2 separate regions of the Homo sapiens genome follow, and region 1 is linked to region 2. A link is a contact called in ENCODE Hi-C or POLR2A ChIA-PET data. All regions are on one chromosome and are shown on one strand. The core of a region is the stretch at or near the end of the contact, and the rest is flanking DNA. Distances in the headings are between cores, read along the strand shown.

Region 1 (3,466 bases), core at 223-2,722, 44 kb before region 2:
CTGGAATCCATGTTAATGATCTTTGGGACGTGGTCTAGAGAGAGCAAGCAAAGATGGTGGTCACAAAATGCGCAGGACGTAGGAGAATCCTACCCCAAACCCAGGCTCTCTGGGGATGACCAGGAGCTCAGGAACGGTGACAAAGTCCAGCCAACCCCCTATAAAATGACTTCTGAAGCACCTTCTACCAGAGGCCCTACAACCATATGAAACATTTCAACAACTCATTTTGCAAAGATCTGGAATCTTGTAGGTCAAGGTGATCTACCGGGTCAGTGGTCCCCAAGGCAGGGCTCATCTCCACACCAGCGCCGATTTTGAGAGCTCCTGTTAGGAGGAAGAGGCCCGAGGGGGTGGTGTGAATGGGCACACGGTCACAGCCACAGCCGCGTGGCTGGTCTGAGCACGCCCCCATCCCTGGAATCTGGGACACTTGCAGCTCACATGGTTTCTGAAGAATCCTCTATGGAACTCTTGTTTGGTATTTCCTTCCCAGAATGTCTTCATCCCGGGCCCCTTTCTGTTATTTTCCGGTCTTCTCAGGTGTCCCCTTTGTATCTGAAAAACATAAGGCAGAGCAGAAACGCCCTGTGTAACCAGATCGCGAGACGCTGGCCTCGTGGGGGTAATCGTGCCCGCCCCTTGCAGCTGGAGGAACCCGAGGCTAAGACACCCACTCCTGGCCTCACTCCTCACCTTTCCACACCCTTGGCAAATATTCCACTTTCCCCTGTGGTCAAATGGAAAGGGCAGACTGCACTGCCCCACCATGTTTTTTTGTTTGTTTGAGACGGAGTGTTGCCCTGTTGCCCAGGCTGGAGTGCAGTGGCATGATCTTGGCTCACTGCAACTTCCACCTCCCGGGTTCAAGCAATTCTCCTGCCTCAGCTTCCCGAGTAGCTGGGATTACAGGTACATGCCACCATGCCTGGCTAATTTTTGTATTTTTAGTAGAGACAGCGTTTCACCATGTTGGCCAGGCTGGTCTTGAACTCCTGACCTCGTGATCTACCCGCCTTTGCCTCCCAAAGTGCTGGGATTACAGGCGTGAGCCACTGCCTCCAGCCACCCGCCATGTGTTTTAAACACCATGAGGTGTGTTCACGCAACATTCAAGAAGAGCAGGTGATTCTGATGCTAGCCTGGGTTCTTTTCCTTCTGACAGATCATGCACTGAGGGCTTGAAAAGCACATTTGTCTCTAGCGTTACAGATATGCTTCCCAACAGCCAGTGAAGCTGGGTAGTGACAGCCTCCCGCGGTGTCACCGAGACAAGTGTGCTGGCACAGAGGCCTCCCCTAACCTCAGCCCTCTGCCTCCCAGCTCCCCGCCAGCCCAACAGCTCTCCTTCCTGCGCAGTGGCCTCCTGAACATCCTCTACCTGCACATGCCTGACTGCCCGGTATCCCTGCTCCAGTGGCTGTTCCAGGTGAGGACCGCAGGCCTGCCACTAGGTGGCGGGAGCGCTGCAGTCTGGTGGCCCGGCAGGCCCACAGGCTGAGGGGTGGGCACTTCACCTCTTCTTGCCTTAGGTGCTGCTTGGCTGGGCTCAGGCTGGGAGGAGGGAGGAGAGCTGATTGGGCATCGATCCCCACAATGGTGCTAAGAATGCCAAGGCCAGGGAGGTGCAGGGGGTTCGCCTGTGGTCTCCCAGAGCGGCGAGCGCTGGGAGCCTCTGCTTCCCCCGAAGGTGTGTGTCTCTGGGTGCTGCCTGTGCCCTCACGTGGCTTTCCTGAGGGACCTGGTGTACCCAGTGGACTTACGGTCTAACCTCTCAGTGAATCGGTCCAAGCCCCTCAACAAGTGCTTCCTATGCAACAAAGCTAATTTCTTCACCAGCGATCACAGGTCCCTCATCCCATACGCAGCGGGAGGGCCGTTCAGGGCCCACGGCAATCCTGCAGTGCCTGGTTTGGATCCCTCGTGAATTTGGAGCCGAGGGTGCTTGGGCGTTTGAGCGTGTGCTTCCTGTGTGCAGTTGTAGCTTGGCTGGGAAAACCTGGAACGGCTGCTCTGGCTGTGCTGTTTTTTCCCTCCTGGTTGCTGCTAGAGCGTTTTGCCATAGGGGAACATACATTTTGCCCAGGGCTTGACACCTTTGCACAGAGAGAGGCAGTGAGAAGCCAGCAGGGACAGGAGCCAACCGCTGTGATCTGAATGCCAGGCATAAGGATGCCGTCCTGGCCTTGGTCCCCACCCAGAATCGTCCCTGTCTGGGGACAGGTGGGTCACAAGTTCCAGCTGGTCCCATTCCTGCCAGTTGGAGCCTGGACCCCAGCTGTAAATCAGAGCCATCATGTGGGGCGGATTATTCCAGGAACTGCTTGGCCTCGGCAGGCTGGCTGCAGTCCAGAGAGAGCCCTCCAGCTCTCCCTTCGTGCTCTGGGTCCTTCACCTTGCTCCTCCTTACCCCGGAGGAGGAAGACATGCAGCTTCTGGGGCCCTGGTATGTAGCTGCTAACCTTGTCAGCCCCCAATCCCCCACCCAAGGCCCAGAAGGAGCAGTGGGTGAGTAATGGGGAACAGTGGGGCCATTATTCCCCACGCTGGCGGTGCAGCCCCTGCTCCTTGCACAGTGTGTGACGGAACACACAATCGAGCATTGGGAGGCACAAAGGACCCATCTGAGACGGCACCCACAGAGGGGCCCTGCGTCACCCTGACACTGGCGTGGAGTGCCTTCCCGGGGGCGTGTCGGTTTCTTCCAGGTTCAGAGACCCCCATCCTGGGAGGCACAGACGAGCCTTCCCCTGCCTCTTTCCCCGTCTCCATCATGCTGCGAGGGGGCTGGAGGGGAGAGGAGTGCAGGACCCAGCCCTGAGGTCAGACAGACAGACTTGGTGTGAGTTCTGGCCCTGCCACCTACTCCTGTGTCGCTACAGACAGGTTTCTTAGCATCAGCTCTGTGCCTCGGAGCCAGGCCTGATGGGCCCATGTGGAGTTAAGTGGGACATCCGTGAGCTGCCTTGTCCTTGTGCCCCCACAGAGCTCTGCTCTGGGCCTGGGTGTCCTCTGTGAGGCACGCTGTTAGTGCAGAGTTCCAGTTCACATTCTGCAGGAAGGAGAGACAAAAGCTCCCATCCCCCATGGCTGAATCCAGATCCATGAAAGGGGTGCACTGGCTTTGGGGGGCCTTCTGGGCAGTGTCCTCAGGGGACTTAGAACCTCGAGCAGTTACTGGGGACTGTGGTTGTGGGAGGCAGAAACCCATGGGGGCTCCCTTCTGCAGGTGCGAGGGTGGTTCCTGAGGTCCCAGGGTAGGGGCATGCTGGGCCCCAGGAGGAGCTGGACCCAGGGATGGGGAAGGGTTGGGATCCTAGGACTGGCCTCTGCTGCTGTCTCCCTGCAGGTTCCATGGCCAAGTAAGGCCAGACCCTTTTCCCAAATCTGGTTCCTCAGGAAGGAGAATCTGGTTAGGCTAAGAGGGGTTAAGTGGTCCCCTTGTCCAGTCAAAGGCAACTCGGGA
Region 2 (3,146 bases), core at 45-2,544:
GATCTGTCGCCCAGGCTGGAGGGCGGTGGCGTGATGTCGGCTCACTGCAACCTCTGCCTCCCAGGTTCAAGTGATTCTCCTGCCTCAGCCTCCCAAGTAGCAGGCATTACAGGTACCTGTCACCACACCCGGCTAATTTTTGTATTTTTAGTAGAGACGGGGTTTCACCATGTTGGCCAGACTGGTCTCGAACTGACCTCAGGTGATCCTCCCACCTCAGCCTCCCAAAGTGCTGGGGTTACAGGCGAGAGCCACTGCGCCCAGCAGACTTCAAGGTGTTTTCTAAGCCTGAGGTTCTGTGATTTTTATCATACAAAGAGGGAGATGAGAATGGAAGTTGGTATGATTGTTCATGTGTACCTTTTAATTTACTTATAATACGTGTGAATGGAAGGACCCATATCATAGGTGGACACTTCGTGCCCTTTGCAAAAGAGATCATCCATGTACCACCTGACCATGGGACAGAATGTCTGCCGCTCCCCAGAAGCCCCATCAGGCCCCTGCCAGGCGTTCCCTCCTGCAGAGGTAATCACTTTCACAGCTTCCATCACATAGATTCATTTTACCTGTTTTGTTGGTTGGTTGGTTTTTGAGAGATGGGGTCTCCCTATGTTGCCCAGGATGGCCTCGAACTCCTGACCTCAAATGAGCCTCCTGCCTCAGTTTCCCAAAGTGCTGGGATTACAGGTGTGAGCCACTGTGCCTAGCCCAATTTTGCCTGTTTTTAAACATTTATATAAATGGGACCATGCAGAGCATTCTCCCTTGGGTCTGGCTTCCTTGGCTCAACACCTGGTTTGTGGGGCCTCTCCACGTCAATGTGCGTGGTTATATATAGACGGGTTCCTCATGTTGCCCTGTGGTGGTCCACTCGTCTGGGTCTGTGGCCGACTGTGTCCCGCCGTCTATTCCCGTCCACACTCTGTGTGCTCAGACTGGTCTGTGGATGACCAGGCAGTCTGGTGGCTGTGGGCTTGCAGACCCCCGGGAGGGACAACCAGCTTCTAAGCCCACCCCCTTGTTCTTCCCACCTGGCAAGTGCGCAATGAAGAGTCCAGGGAAGGAGTGCCGAGCAGGTGGCTGACAGGCAGCCTGATGGACAAGAGGCCCGGGGTGCGAGCCAGGCGGACGCCCTGAGGCAGCATGTCAGGCAGCATTGCCACGGTGGAACAGGCCACTGCCGTTGCTTCCTGAGCTGCCCTGGAGACTGGAAAAGGCAGCTCATGCCTTTGGCCAGGTGCCTGACAGCCTTTTAGGGCAGTTCAGTCTTGGCAGGGCCCAGTTCTCCTCCCAGGGAGTGAAGACAAGGGGCTCCAGAGGGGCTGTGCTGGCCTATGTCACTGCCCGACATCCCAGCAGCCCACGTGGTTGGTGCCTTTGCCTTCCTGGGTGCCCCTTGCGGAGGCTAGGAAGCAGAGCGCTGGCATTCCACTTCTGGCCCTGCTGCGGGTTTGGAAAAGTCATTTGTGAATGTCTCAGTGCCTTCGACTCCTCTGAGTGCTAATCCAGTGTCCTGGTCTTGTGGAGGCCCTTGGTGGGTGGAGGGGGACAGGGCGGAGGCAGAAGCTGGCCTGGCCTAGCCTGGCCTGGCTGGTGCACGCCAGGGCTGGAGCCTGTTGCCTTATATGACAGTGGCTGGGATGGCCCCATGGCTTCTGCCTCCTCCTCTGAACCTGGTTGGAGTTCCGGGGAGGCCTTGCCAGGTGGGGTCAGGCCTCTTCTATGGGAGGGAGAGCCCACAGCCAGCCTCAGCCAGCCCCTCTGCTTGTGCCCTGCACAGTCTGGGTGGTGGTGGGGTGAGGCTTTTCTTTTTCTTCTCCATGGAATAAGTTCTCAGTCTGTAAAATAAAAAAATGGTCTCGCCCCGCCCCCTGCCCCCTCCTTGCTGTGTCCCAGTGGGAACTAAGAATGCAGGACGGGGTTTAAAAGGCGGGGAGGGCCATCAGGATGAAAGGCAGTGGGCAGGCGGGGACAGCAAGGGGGCTCGCCACTCACATGTGGGTTTCTTTTCATCCATGCACCCTCTTGGTGCTTCTTGTGGTGCTTTTCTTCATTTCTGGATAACAGCCCCATCCTGACCCACCCTGCCCGCCTCTTCCCTTCTGGAACCACCCCTGGCACTGCTTTGCCGGCCTGCCTGCTCCCCTCACCCCCGGGCCGGGCAGGCCCTCCTCGCCCGCTGTGAGTAAACGAGTAAACGAGCTCCCGCGCAGGCCTCAAGTTTTGGATTAATGAAGCCCAGATGCAGACTTCTGACTGGCTTTGAGTTCACTGTGGAGCAGCTCAGAGGGGCCATTGACCTCCCACTGTGTTCCCGGCCCAGCTGCTGCTGGGGCTCCCAAACAGCTGGAAAGCTGGCCCTGTCTGACAGGGAGGCGAAGGCCTGTGCGTGGGGGAGAACCTGAAGCTTGGGGCTCTGGGTGTGGGGCCACGGGGTGGCCTGCACCCACGGGGGTCTGTTGTAGGGGCCGTAGAGAGGGGATAAGGGGCTTCTGTTAGTTATCCCATGGTTCAGTCCGGGTGGGCGCTGCCTTTCCTCAGTGCTCAGTGTGGGGGAAGTGGGAAGTGTTGAGTGAGTACACAGTGGTGCTGCACAGGAGGGGGTTGAGGCTGAAGGGGCCCAGGGTCAGGGCACCCCCACGATGGTTCACATCAGGCCTTCACAGTCAGGCATGGAGGGGAATGGTTGGTCCCTCTCAGGGTTGCTAGACACGATGCACATATCACATGGGATAAACTTATGCCAGAAAAATTATTTTCGGTCGGGCTTGGTGGTACATGCCTGTGATCCCAGCTACTTGGGAGGCTGAGGCAGGAGAATCGCTTGAACCCAGGAGGCGGAGCTTGCAGTGAGCTGAGATGCCGCCACTGCACTCCAGCCTGGGAAACAGAGCAAGACTCCTGCTCAAAAAAAAAAAAAAAGAAAGAAAAAGAAAAAGTATTGGCTGGGCGCGGTGGCTCACACCAGTAATCCCAGCACTTTGGGAGGCTGAGGTGGGCAGAACACTCAGGCGGATCACCTGAGGTAGGGAGTTCAAGACCAGCCTGACCAACATGGAGAAACCCCGTCTCTACTAAAAATAAAAAAATTAGCTGGGCGTGGTAGCACATGCCTGAATCCCAGCTACTCCGGAGGCTGAGGC

The links. Hi-C counts contacts between places; a loop is a spot of excess contacts on that map. ChIA-PET counts read pairs that join two places held with the same protein, here RNA polymerase II (POLR2A). Pooled maps may share reads with other maps.
Region 1: a map of prostate gland shows a loop between it and region 2 (5-fold over the local background). The contact joins two enhancer-like sites. A Hi-C loop is called at or near these places in 41 of 168 maps with a recorded cell type or tissue (CD4-positive, alpha-beta memory T cell, CD8-positive, alpha-beta T cell, Caco-2 and 22 more) and 33 of 50 pooled maps. POLR2A ChIA-PET finds 5 or more read pairs at or near these places in 11 of 52 experiments (CD4-positive, alpha-beta T cell, CD4-positive, alpha-beta memory T cell, H1 and 7 more).

The regions. Positions count from the first base shown.
Region 1 is chr2:96,949,342-96,952,807 of GRCh38, reverse strand. FAM178B (family with sequence similarity 178 member B) reads left to right here. Exons shown (of 17, transcript NM_001122646.3): 7 at 1,324-1,429. Among named protein-coding and RNA genes, the nearest start is that of FAM178B, 36 kb to the left of the region's middle. RefSeq lists enhancers at 1,505-2,144, 2,145-2,786. Within about 2 kb of position 1,472, at least 8 of the 41 ENCODE cell types and tissues checked have a DNase peak (open chromatin) inside an H3K27ac peak, as active enhancers do; they include dorsolateral prefrontal cortex, ovary, prostate gland and 3 more, where a contact is called at or near this core.
Region 2 is chr2:96,905,984-96,909,129 of GRCh38, reverse strand. All of the region lies in intron 12 of FAM178B (family with sequence similarity 178 member B), which reads left to right. Among named protein-coding and RNA genes, the nearest start is that of SEMA4C, 37 kb to the right of the region's middle. RefSeq lists an enhancer at 1,863-2,458. Within about 2 kb of position 1,294, at least 23 of the 41 ENCODE cell types and tissues checked have a DNase peak (open chromatin) inside an H3K27ac peak, as active enhancers do; they include dorsolateral prefrontal cortex, ovary, prostate gland and 3 more, where a contact is called at or near this core.